3 separate regions of the Homo sapiens genome follow, and all the other regions are linked to region 1. The links are chromatin contacts, found by Hi-C or POLR2A ChIA-PET in ENCODE. All regions are on one chromosome and are shown on one strand. The core of a region is the stretch at or near the end of the contact, and the rest is flanking DNA. Distances in the headings are between cores, read along the strand shown.

Region 1 (4,569 bases), core at 955-3,454:
GTAGATTCCAGATCACCAAGGCAGAAAACAGAATAAGGATGAGGGAGGATGGGGAGAAACAATGAGAGACATAGCAGTAAAATCCTTAAGCAGTGAGGTTGGAGATTCCTGTTTTCAATTATATAACCCCTCCCTGAATAAATTCACAGTAAATCATCCATAGTAAAAACAGCCAAACGCCAAGCAGCTTAAGAGATTTAAGAAAACTTCAAGACAGAAGACATCATTTACAGAGGGCCTATACCATATGCTAGATACTGTGTACACACATATAATTTTATTATTTTATAATCTAATGGAAAATCACAACTAATAAATGAGAAAGTACAGATTCAAATTCATTCAGAGACTCTACTACTCCTCTTGAACAGTTAAAATATGGTCAAGGATAAAGCTAAGGGAGAGAGTGAGCTCCTGTTTCCTGATAGAAAGTAAAAGACTACATCACTGTTTTGTTTTCATCTCAGGGTCCTGGAAAGTGGTTGCACAGTGCATGAAACACTGAGCCATCTTATTGCCATATTTACTGCCAAGGTTTTGAAAGTGTCTTGACTTATGTAATGCTTATAAATTTGTTTGAAGTACATGATTTCTGTATACTTTATTCATGACTGCAATTTAAATAGTCAAAATTGTTAAATTTGGACCCTATTTAATTAGCTTATAGAGTTTAAGTTTAAAGTAATAATATGTCCAAGAATAGTCTAAGACTTGCAGGTGGAACTGTGCCAATTTCTGGCTGGAATGTTGCAGATATCCTGAATTTGTTCTGTCAGACCAGGAGAAAAACTATCACAGGTGCTTACATGCATCTCAAGGTACTGCAGATGTACTTAGGATGCTCTCAAATAGCAATGAAACATCCCTGAAGTAGTCATTAGCATTGTTTTGGCACTTCTCACTAATGTTTACCCTAGAGAAGTTCCAAACTTAAATGCTCTGCTTAAATGTTGAATTCAACTAGAATATTTTCTTTATTTCTAGCCATGGCATTACATAGCAGTTTAAAATTACTATGTTCAAAATCAATTTTCTTCTTCCCCTCCCTAAAACTACTTTTCCTTAGAAACTTCTGATCTCATTTCACTACACCTGAAAGTCATAGTCATCCTAACTCCCTCTTCTCTCTCGGTCCCTTGGCATTTGACAATTTACCAAATCCTACCATCCTACTCCAAATCCTACCACTCTACCATCTGTAGATGCTCATCACCTTACCTTTTCTGCCAGATCTGCGTTTAGTCCCCATTACCCTTTGCTATACACATTTCTTTCCCCTCCTCCTCAATTCAGTATATATGCCAAGCTACAGCTAGACTATTACTTGTAAAACAAAAAACTGAACATATCACTTCTTGCTTGAGAATTTTCAATGATCCCCTTGGCCTTCATAACAAAGGTCAAACGCCTAATTATGGCACACAGTTGTTTCTGTAATCTGGCTCTTCTGTCTCTCCAGTCTCATCTCAATACTACACACCCCGTCTCACTCCCATTACACAATAAATTCAAGTGGTGGCAAATTACATCTAACATCTTGAATATGCTGTGTTATACATCATGCCTCTGAGCCTTATGTCCTCCTTTGCTCTTTCTCCTATCTGAATGGAGGTGAAATCCTCTTTCACTACACCAGGGCTAACCAGTCTCTCCTACGCTGATCCTAGAATTTCTGTATGTGTGGCACTTACCACACTGGTTATCAACTGTGTGGCTATGGTTGTTTGCCTGTGTGTGACTACTAGACTGGGATCCTGACAAAAGGGTTTAAGTCTAGTAATCCTTTAATTCTGGGAAACTAGCACATTACCTGAGTCAACAAGTACTCAATAAACATTTTTTAAATTAGAATGCAATTATACTATAATGTATTTTGGCACATCAAAAAAATCTGTGACTCCAGAAAAAGCATATGACTTAAGTCTTCCTTGGAAAAATCTAAAACTTGAACTAGTTTTGTGCCAGAAGCTATTTCCATTTATCTGTAAATATATATATGCAGAAAAAGGCTTTTTCCAGGGACAGCTTTTGATTTATATAATAGGAGGCAAAAGAGACCACCTAAATCTGTTAGATGTTAAAATCCGGCATGACCATCTAAAATAGCATCCCTTCTTTCCAAGTGTAAGAGCAAATCTGATAGTACCTCTGTAATCAAGTACTCTAAACACTGACTAGGGTATTGAGACTCAGGGAGAAGAGAGACTCCAGAAAGAAATAAGACTGAAACACATGAAGTATATAGTCATTCAGTGACAGAGACGAGCAACGACAGCTGGCAGGGAGTGGGGTGGCACGCATGAAGATCACAAAACAGCCATTTTCTATAGATCGCTTGTTTCAGGAAGTGCTTTCTGTAAGGATGTTAGGGACTGTGTTCTCAAAGGGGAGTTAGTCATACAGAGCCTGCCAACTCTACCTTGCAAATAGGCAATACAAGAATAAGAAAATGGACTCTGAACACCATGATTATGGTACAGGATGACTAGATGAGACAAACTGGTAAAAAAGGCAAAGCTTAAATATGACCACAACATACTGCCCTAGTCTGAAACGAAAATCTGATTGATCCAAGGTCCTATATAAGCTTCAAGTCAGAAAAGCTCAGCAAATTATACTCATGTTCTCATCATCAAATGCTTTCTTGACTCCAACTCTGCCCTACAGATCCAGATTTTAGAAAAGGTAAATAGGATGGGGAAAAAATGACACAGGGGATCTTTGTTATTGAAGAGCTAGATCTAGTACTGATACACTAGCTATAAAATTTCGTGCCCTAATTTTGCCCTTAAAAATACATGTAACTATGAACATTTTATATAAATAATACTTTCTGAAATAATTTTAATAGCATCATAATATTCAGCCAGTAAATTATTCACGCCATAGCTGGACCTTCGAACTTTTCCAATGATCACTATTTTAAAAGAATATTACCTCAAATATCTATATGTATAGGCTTTTGCCATGTACAATGTGTGTTGTTTTTTTCTCCTTAGGATGGATTCCCTCAAAAGCTGAAGGGGATATAAGCATTTTAAAGAAGGTTTTCATCATTGCCAAATTGCTTTCCAAAAAGATTATTAATAATGCCAAAAGCAATTTCCATGTTTCCTTATACTCTCGCTATGCTGGCTAGTCCTAAAAAACATTGAACAAATTCTCTGTTTGGCAACTATTAAAGGACCATTGTCCCTTTGATAAGTGTGCTAGCAGGAATGTGTAATACGAATTTCCTGTGTCAGCAAAAAATGGTAATTCAGCTTACAAAAAGAGGAGAAAAACTTATTTGGGAAAAAAAAAGAATTGTAATTATCAGCATTTATGACAACTGCTTGCTGTTTATTGTCAATTAGTCATGGATACAACCATGTGTGTAAAATCAAGGTTATTCTGTATTTCATTTGATTATAAAACAAAACTATATACCTACTTGCACTTCTGTAGCTGGTCATCTACTGATAAAAACTAAAAGGCAGACTGAAGGCGGACATACCAGACGCTGAGCTCTCTTCACTGCAGTTCTTCATGACTAGAAGCACATTACTGATAACCACTTCAACCTGACTCCATCGAATACACTGGTAATGTCTGTTCATAAATGGCACTGGGCATAAGGTACATAGGAAGGAATGGCCCAGTTACCTTTATCTGAGTCAACAAAGAAACTGCACTGTAATATTCATTAGCCATTACAGACCTAATGTGAAACTGCTACAATGAAACAAAAAAATGAATGAATGAGCTATATGTTACATGGTAGTACAGGTCAGAGCTTTAATGTTATACATAAAGGTTAGTTTGTGCCTACTGTGATCACGTTTTCTAAATTAAAAAATAATAGTATATGGTTCTGACTTGTGATTTTACAAATATAACATTTGAAGTAATAATCATCTCAAAAAACAAATGGTATGGTACAAGGCCTGTATTTCTAAGGAGATGGAAAATCCCATTGAAAAAGTTAGGGGGAAAAAATGGAGGGAGGGAGGGTGCAAGAGAGATAAGGAGATCCTTCATAAACCAAACTCTTGAAGCCTACATGTATTATCCTTCTTATATATCATCCTGGTTAATATTGTCAACTTGATTGGATTGAAGGATACAAAGTATTGTTCCTGGATATAATTGTGAGAGTATGCCAAAGGAGATTAACATTTGAGTCAGTGGACTAGAAGAGGTAGATCCACCCTCAATCTGGGTGGGAACCGCCTAATCAGCTGCCAGCACAGCTAGGATAAAGCAGGCAGAAGAACATAGAAAAGACTAGATTTGCTGAGTCTTCCAGCCTTCATCTTTCTCTCGTGCTGGATGCTTCCTGCCCTCGAACATCAGATTCCAAGTTCTTCAGCTTTTGGACTCTTGGACTTACACCAGTGGTTTACCAGGGGTTCTCGGGCCTTTGGCCACAGATGGAAAGCTGCACTGTTGGCTTCCCGCCTTTTGAGGTTTTGGGACTTGGACTGATCCACCAGTGGCTTCCTTGCCCCTCAACTTGCAGACAGCCTATTGTGGGTCTTTACTTTGTGATTGTGTGAGTCAATTCCCCCTAATAAGCTCCTTTTCATA
Region 2 (4,008 bases), core at 73-2,572, 290 kb after region 1:
CCGGGTTCACGCCATTCTCCTGCCTCAGCCTCCCAAGTAGCTGGGACTACAGACGGCCACAAGCACGCCCAGCTAATTTTTTGTATTTTTAGTAGAGATGGGGTTTCACCGTGTTAGCCAGGATGGTCTCGATCTCCTGACCTCGTGATCCGCCTGCCTTGGCCTCCCAAAGTGCTGGGATTACAGGCATGAGCCACCGCGCCCGGCCGCTGTGGCCTTTTCTTAGCCTAGGAAATCTGTACTGGGAGATCTGCCAGTTTCCTTGGCCTTAATCTTCTTCAGTTCTAACAAATGTTCCCATAGTGACAAGTTGTATTAGAGTTGACGTGGGCTGCTTTCTTCCCATTCTATTCTGTTCTATTCCATGTATCTATTTATTTATTCTGTTTTACATTTAAATCTCATAGTGCTAAAGCAAACTTCTCTTCTGAGAATGCCTATTAGGCAGTTAGAGAACTGACCAAGTGACTAAATATAACTTTAAGACCTGACTTTGCTTGAGCTCTTCACCGGTTATTTAAATCTATTTAGAATTTAGCTATTTGGTTCATCTGATGGGTTGACAATTGACTTAATAATAGTTATCCTTTGTCATAGGATTCTTCTTTTTCATGAAGTATTCTGAGAGTGAAATTGGGGATAATAGGGCACTTGAGAATGGGGTTAGGGAACTGTAGATACCTGCAAATTTGCAAAATGCTGACAAACAAAAGAATGCAAACTAAAAAAGAATGGAGGCGATTTAGAAAGTTACATTTCTTTGACTCAAAGATAAGGCTTTACCAAGGAAAGCAGAAGGGTGGAATGGTTTCCTGTTTAAGTACTGGCTGAATAGGGTAGTCTGTGTGCCGTTTGTGAGAATGTTTCCTAACAGGAGGAAGTCTGCAACGCACTGCAAAACCTAACCTGATCATACAGTATTTGATACCCTCGGACACAAATCCAGGCCTAGCCAAACCTCAGCGTAACTTTGGCTCCCAGCCAGTTTGATTCCTGTAATATTATTCAGTGTGAAACGCCATCGACCAATTTTATTATTTTTAGAGAATAGGACGTGAACTGATAGCCAAATGGTAAATAAAACCCCACTCCCCCATCCAGTTTGTTGTGTACTGGGAAGCACTGGGTGTGCTGAAGAAACGACAAACAGCAGGGGTTTGATTCTTAAAACGTTCCTGTACTCTAGGTTTTTGTGTCATTGTTGTTGTGTTCCTTATTTCCTTTTTGCCATCAATGGTGGCAGTTATTGGATAGGCCTTGGCCAGCGCTCCAGGGCTGCTGCTTTGCCCAGTGACTGTATCTTTCCTGTTAGCATGCTGATCATACTTGGAAACTATGAGTCAGTGAAATGCAGCCGCTAGCAGTGGGGGTGGGTAGATTACTAGGGAAAGTGCAGCCAAGACTTCCTGTACCAACTCAGGGCCATTATCTTTGGGGGAAGGTAGGAACTCACTATGGCAATAGGAACACCTACATTCACCTGGCATTTGCTGTGTACTACATTGATTTAGGGAGGGTATAGGGGCACAAATTAAAAAAAAAAAAAAAAGAAAGAATTAAACCTTCTTTTGTAGACACCAGGGTGGAGCTTTGAGAGTCATGTTATAATATCCCTGTTATTGACACCTTCAACTTGCTATTAGTTGCTGAGACTCATTAACTATTCACATTTGTCTGCCCTCATTCAACTCCTAGCAACTGCAGTTACAGTCCTATTTAAAATAATAGAGTAAGATTGGTAACATTACTGATTTAACAGGAAATTAGAAGACTTACATTCATAGAGCTTAGGTAATTGACACCAACAGCACTTTTCTTGTAATTTATGCACTATGATTGATTTCATTCCCCTGCTAGCCCTAAAAGAATCTCTGAAGCATATTCAGCCATCAGATTACTGTGCAAAGGAATTAAATGAGTATTACCCTGCTATCTATTTCAGAGCTGGTAAAAAGTTTCTAAGTGGTTTGGAGCTCAGGAGTCAGTCTAAAATTATAATGCTATTATAAAAGAGTTCAGCTTTAGAGCATTTCTTTGTAAGTGACAACTGTGGATTCACATGAAAAGGGCTTATTACTGAAAACGAGGACAAAACTACAAGTAGGTCATTTGTTTATGATTTTAAGCGTATTTTTTTGTAAGCTATATATGTATTCCCCGGCTTACCCTAAAATACACTCACTAACCTATAACAGTTGTGTTATAAATGATCCATTTCCAGATGTTTATTTAGTGTGGTATTTGGATCATAATATATCGCCACGCTTCATGCTTCTCACCCTCCACAATATAATTAACAATGCTGAGTGCAAGAAGTCTGATAAATGAGGAGGAAATATATTATTTAAGCCATGTATTCTACTCTGGAAATTTCATGAAACACTGGCAAAGAAGAGGTAGTAAATCTACAATGTTCAAATAAATCATTATTATTATTATTATTATTATTATTATTTTATTTTGCTATTTATTGAGCAGAGTAGGCATGGTCTGGGATCTACCTGCTTATTTCTCTAGTTTCATGTTCTCTTTTGTGGGGCTGGGTCTAAGGAAACCAGTCTACACCCATAGGATTCTAGGACTCTGGGGCTCCTTGCACACAGCTCACAAGGGGACATGCCCAGAAATGGCCAGGCTCCAGGTATCCTAGGAGGAACTGACCTAAGGTAAGTCCAGTTGTTGACCTAAGGCAGTAACAGGTGTTGGGTAAAGTGCTCCTGCAAAATATTTTTAATATTACAAAGAAGCAGAATAAAGATATGACAGCCATGTGTGAAAAAGTAAAATTCTGTGAAGATTAAGACAAGAGTAGGTTTAAGTACTTTCTTAGTTGCTATTCTGGGTAAAAATTCAGCTGACAGACTAGGATGAAAGCCTAGGTACGTCAATGATTCTTTGGATTCTTCTCAGTTAACTCAGTGCTTTCTTCATGTCAGTCTTCCACTCAGAGGTCATTGTCTTTTGTTTGTTTGTTTAACTTTAACAAAGTTTATACTTCGTATTTAGGAAAAAAATCAATCCTAAAGGGCTACTTTCAACATGGCGATATACATTATTTCAGTTAAATTCTTCGAACAACCATAATATCTATTGTATACACACACATTATCTTTGCTAATAACAGCAATGCAATGAATAACTACAATAGTGATTTAGCATCAGCTCATGTTTATATAGCACTGCACCAGCACATGCATCTATTTTTTTTCTTATGTACATCTCAAAAGATACCTATGAGGCAAACAGGACCAAAAAACACTTTTTGAGCCTCTGTGTGATCCAGGCACGGTTCCAGGGTTACCTCTTTAACAGTGCCAGTACTACAGAGTTGAGGGAGGTGGGGGGTGGAGCAGAATTTAAGGAGGCCTTCACTCTCAGGGTCATGCCAGCAGAGGGTTAGCACCTGAGACCTGCCTCCTTAAATTGTGCATCCTAGGCACTTTGCTTGAAGAGACCTTCTTGATGGTGGAGTCTTGGTTGTTCTCAGGAAGGGGATGTAGGTAGCTGGTGGACAGGGGCAGAAGAGAGATTTGTCTCTTTGTCCTTCCTCATCATTTGGATTGTATACTATACACAATTGTCCACTCAAAATCAAATTAGACAGCCACCACACTTACTCCCCCATCCATACTCTCAACTGATGAACTTGTCTTCAGTGAGAAAACTGACCAATCAAAAGGCAACATGGATGAGCCTAGAGGACATTATACTAAGTGAAATAAGCCAGAAAGAGAAGGAAAAATACACATCTCACTTGTATGTGGAATCTTAAAAAAAAAAGTCAATGACATAAAGGAGAAAATAGTGGTTGCCAGGGTGGGCTGGGGGAAAGAGGGCAAGGGAGGAGGCAGGAAATGGGGAGATGTAGAGTCAAAGGGTACAAAGTTGCAGTTACATAGGATGAGTGAGTCTAGACATTTAAGGTACAACAGGAGGACTATAGTAATACTATTGCACTGTGTACTGGAAATTTGCTAAGGGAGTAGATTTTTGGTGCCCTTGTAACAA
Region 3 (4,153 bases), core at 459-2,958, 370 kb after region 1:
CCCCAGATCCTCGAATGTATTAGCTTTCACATTTTTGGCAGTTAATAAATATTGACTGAATTAGATTAGTCCCAAATGAGCTCTTAGAATAAAAACACTCAAAAATAAAGAATCTCCATTTTTCACAAAGTTTTTACTGTGGTGTGCTGTTGGAGTGAATCACCTTAGTCAAAACAAGCTATTTTGGCAATAAAACCAATGACAGACTTAGGTAAAAACTTCCCCCTCCCCCACATGTTAATACCAGAAACTTAATTCTCTACTCTGTTTTATAATATATATCCATGGCAATAGACTATTAAAATCGCATTCTCAAGTTATAAATACCATAAACCACATTTTCACATGGTGGCCTAGCCACTGTCTTTTGCAACAATTTGGCATGGAATTACAAGTAGCATCCATTAAATTTCATATGCCCTTTAATTTTTTTATCTCTTCATTTGCATGCATGTATTTTATAATCATTCATTCTGGTAATAAAACCCACAGGATCTTAAATTGAACTGAAGTCCCAGATGCTTTAAAAGAATTTATGTTGCATAATTGTACTGGTTGACCTGAAAACAAACAACAACCTATGATTTAAATATTCTGCCCAGGAGCGGAGTCAAACTCTTCCTTAAAATTCTGTGGTTTCTATTGACCGACTTATTGTGAGGGAAAGATTCAGAAAACTAAAGGGACTATAAAAATGACAAAGCAAAGGAAGCAGACAGTAGTGGCTTTCTGAAGATTTTATCATCTAGAACCATATGCATATTTCAAATGAAATATTTGTGAAGCAGCTACAGAGCTTATTCCCCAGTCAGGGAGGGGAGTCAGTGGATTAACACCAATGATTTGTTTATGGAGACAAAGGAAAATAACTCTACTTACTTCAACAGGAATAACCTGAGAAAGCCTAGGCAGGAGAAATGTTTAGTATTTGGAGGAACTTCCCAGGACTTGAATTTGTTGTCCATTTTTATGTAACAAAATACATCCAAACTTAGCAGCTTAAGGCCACAGATATCTTTTTCTGTGGCTCAGGGGCCTGGGAGTATTTTAGCTGGGTTGTTCTGGCTTAAGGTCTCCATGAGGTTGCAGTGAAGCTGTTTGACAGGGCTGCAGTCTCACATGAACACTCAGCTGGGGAATGATCGTTTTCTAACTCACTCACATGGTTGCTGACAGGTTTTAGTTCCTTGCTTGCTGTTGGCTGGAGACTTTAGTTCCTCACTCACCGTGTGTGCCTCTCTGAAGTGGCCTAAGCGTCTTCATGATATGACAGCTGGCTTTCCCCAGAGTGAGTGATTCAAGACAGAAACAGAAAGAAAGAATACCCAAGTCGGAAGTTGCACACTTTTACTAACCCACTGTCAGAAGTGCTGTTATATGGGGTTGGTTATCCAGACCAACCCTGGTACAGCGAGGGAGCGTATAACACGAGGGTATGAATCCTGCAGGTGGGGGTCATTGGTGGGTATCTTAGAGACTGCCTCCCCCAGGGTTGGACTGGGTAGGGACAGTGACTCAGGGCCACAACCTGGAGATGGCTTATAAATCATGCCCTTGTTTGATGAAATGTTAAAGAAAAAGAGGAGAGAGGGCTGAAGTAACAAGGTGGCTCTCAGCTGCCTTCCTTTTCATCTTCTACCCAATGCTACATCTCCACACCTTTTTCTTTGAGCTGTTCCTGGAGAACACCAGAATAATGACTGGAGAGAACCCTTGTTTAGTCATCAGGAGTCATGTGATCTGGGTTTAAATGTGGTTTGACCACGAAAAACTTGGAGGCAGAAGGATGTATTATTAAATGAGTATAGACTTTAGAGTTTAATAAGTTTCACTCAAAGTCAGGCCTCAGCCCTTACTGGATGTGTGATCTTTGGTAAAGCATAGGCAAGCCTTGTGAGGTTGAGTGTGTTTGTACATTTTACCTTTTAGGATAATATTTTACCTTTTAGGCTGGTTGAAGGTTAAATAAAATGCGATTTCCCTTGCTTGTTCCCTGTGGGATATTAAATCATCCCTTCACTTCTCTGGATTGTATCTCAATGGGAAAATGACAATGACAGGGGCTTCTACCCAGTGGGGTCACTGATGTGCTCTCTTTGGGACTCTGAAGTTCTGAGCTATGCCTTAGCAAGCAGATTATGCAATCTGTGCAGGGGGCTGGGCTGGGGATGGACACAAGATCAAACCTACACTATGGTGACGGTGGGGATGGGCAGGGGCAGGATGAAGAGACGGGCTGAGAGCTGGGCTTTTCCTTATGCCTGAAAAACATTTTTTCACAATGTTTAAAGGGAATATAAGAAAGAAATCTGATTGATGGTTGCATATTTTTGGTATTGCAGAAATAAGAGAAATTGTCTAGTAAAAACAATCTTAGATAAAAAACAGTGTTAAATCTCTTTTTCTTCAAATACACGAATGTTAGTCCATGTTTTCAATTTGAGACAATTTTTTTTTTTACGGAGTCTCACTCTGTCGCTCAGGCTGGAGTGCAGTGGTGCGATCTCGGCTCACTGCAACCTTTGCCTCCTGGGTTCAAGCGATTCTCCTGCCTCAGCCTCTTGAGTAGCTGGGACTACAGGCGCCTGCCCACCACGCCCAGCTAATTTTTGTATTTTTAGTAGAGACGGGGTTTCACTATGTTGGCCAGGCTGGTCTTGAACTCCTGACGTCAGGTGATCTGCCTGCCTCGGCCTCCCAAAGTACTGGGATTACAGGCATGGGCCACCATGCCTGGCTGAGACAATTTTTTTTTTGTCGCCCAGGCTGGAGTGCAGTGGTGTGATCTCGCTCACTGCAAACTCTGCCTCCCGGGTTCATGCCATTCTCCTGCCTCAGCCTCCTGAGTAGCTGGGACTACAGGCGCCTCCCACGACGCCTGGCTAATGTTTTGTATTTTTAGTAGAGATGAGGTTTCACCGTGTTAGCCAGGATGGTCTCGATCTCCTGACCTTGTGATCTGCCTGCCTGGGCCTCCCAAAGGACATTTTTTTTTTAAATGACAAGGAATAGAAATCCACTAGCTCAAGTTCAGAAAGGCAGTTGGTGGAGGATGGGGTTAAGTAAACTCAAAGAATCCAACTGGAACTGGGAACTAGAAATCAGAAATGAGGCTATTTTCACTGTCTCTGTGGAGTTTGTTTCTTTAAGTTCTCTCTGGTGCCTTTCTTGACCTACTCTCCCTGCTTGCCCGTCTTGCAGGACACTATAGGCCCCAGCTTTGCATCATAGCCTTTGGGCTCAGTACCCACTACAGCCTATCTTTATGTCCTGTTTGCTCAGATTTGAAGAAAGAGGATCTTACTGGTCAGTGTTTAGAAAGCAAATTGGCTGGCTTTTGCTTATATGTCCATCCTAAAACTGGTTACATGGCAGTTTTCTAGAAGGAACTGCAAGAGAGACAGTCAATAAAATTGCATTTGGGAAATTATTTCACCCAATAATACATGGTGAGTATGTAGAATGAAAGTGGTTATCTGGCTACCTCTTTGCATTTAGGAGGACAAGGGTGGGGGATGGAAAAGTTTGAAGCTCAATGCAGAGGAGCTAATAGACAATAGACAGTCTGTCTCAATTCTAGGGGATACAAATCTGGGGGTGGGGAAAAGAGAAATCTCCTTTTTTCTTGTACCTAAAGTAATGCACATTCTCTAAGTCAGTAGTTCCCAGACCTTGAGAGCTCTTGGAGTAATAGAATTAGAAAAAATCAGGGACTGACATAGGTTGTGGATTTTATATTTTGCCAAGTAAAATATCTTAAGCCCTTCACAATTACTATCTTTTTTTATCATTTCATAAAACAACAAAAAAAGTATTTCCAAAGAAATGCAAAGGACATACAGACTACAGAATAGTTCTCTAAATTAAATAGATTTAGCCTTATGACAAATCAACTATATTGTCCTTATTTACTTCCTCTCACTCCATGCAAACTGTTAAAAATTTCATCACGGGCTGATGCTTGTAGGCTGACTTGTGTGTGGGAACTGTTGCTGTAGTTTATAAGGAGGGACACATAGGTCATAGAAGGTTAGAGTAAGTCATCTAGTGACAAGATGAAAAAAACTGAGCCGTATTTGATCATTCATTCATTAGACAAATATGTGTTGAGTACCACTATGTGGTTCATAGATATTTAATAACTTATTTAAGA

The links. Hi-C counts contacts between places; a loop is a spot of excess contacts on that map. ChIA-PET counts read pairs that join two places held with the same protein, here RNA polymerase II (POLR2A). Pooled maps may share reads with other maps.
Region 2: a loop to region 1 is called in a pooled map, with 2.5 times the contacts of the local background. The contact joins two enhancer-like sites. A Hi-C loop is called at or near these places in 56 of 168 maps with a recorded cell type or tissue (A673, B cell, CD4-positive, alpha-beta T cell and 36 more), 32 of 37 single-sample maps with no recorded cell type and 33 of 50 pooled maps. POLR2A ChIA-PET finds 5 or more read pairs at or near these places in 12 of 52 experiments (AG04450, CD4-positive, alpha-beta T cell, CD4-positive, alpha-beta memory T cell and 9 more).
Region 3: a loop to region 1 is called in a map of naive thymus-derived CD4-positive, alpha-beta T cell, with 2.9 times the contacts of the local background. The contact joins two enhancer-like sites. A Hi-C loop is called at or near these places in 1 of 168 maps with a recorded cell type or tissue (naive thymus-derived CD4-positive, alpha-beta T cell), 12 of 37 single-sample maps with no recorded cell type and 14 of 50 pooled maps. POLR2A ChIA-PET finds 5 or more read pairs at or near these places in 2 of 52 experiments (endothelial cell of umbilical vein and naive thymus-derived CD4-positive, alpha-beta T cell).

Annotation. Positions count from the first base shown.
Region 1 is chr3:177,055,632-177,060,200 of GRCh38, forward strand. All of the region lies in intron 3 of TBL1XR1 (TBL1X/Y related 1), which reads right to left. Among named protein-coding and RNA genes, the nearest start is that of TBL1XR1-AS1, 21 kb to the left of the region's middle. RefSeq lists enhancers at 2,363-2,422, 2,463-2,532. Within about 2 kb of position 2,205, at least 4 of the 41 ENCODE cell types and tissues checked have a DNase peak (open chromatin) inside an H3K27ac peak, as active enhancers do; they include A673, where a contact is called at or near this core.
Region 2 is chr3:177,344,474-177,348,481 of GRCh38, forward strand. No RefSeq gene overlaps it. Among named protein-coding and RNA genes, the nearest start is that of LINC00501, 52 kb to the left of the region's middle. RefSeq lists enhancers at 58-577, 1,098-1,615. Within about 2 kb of position 1,323, at least 34 of the 41 ENCODE cell types and tissues checked have a DNase peak (open chromatin) inside an H3K27ac peak, as active enhancers do; they include A673, where a contact is called at or near this core.
Region 3 is chr3:177,426,008-177,430,160 of GRCh38, forward strand. No RefSeq gene overlaps it. Among named protein-coding and RNA genes, the nearest start is that of LINC00578, 14 kb to the right of the region's middle. Within about 2 kb of position 1,709, at least 5 of the 41 ENCODE cell types and tissues checked have a DNase peak (open chromatin) inside an H3K27ac peak, as active enhancers do.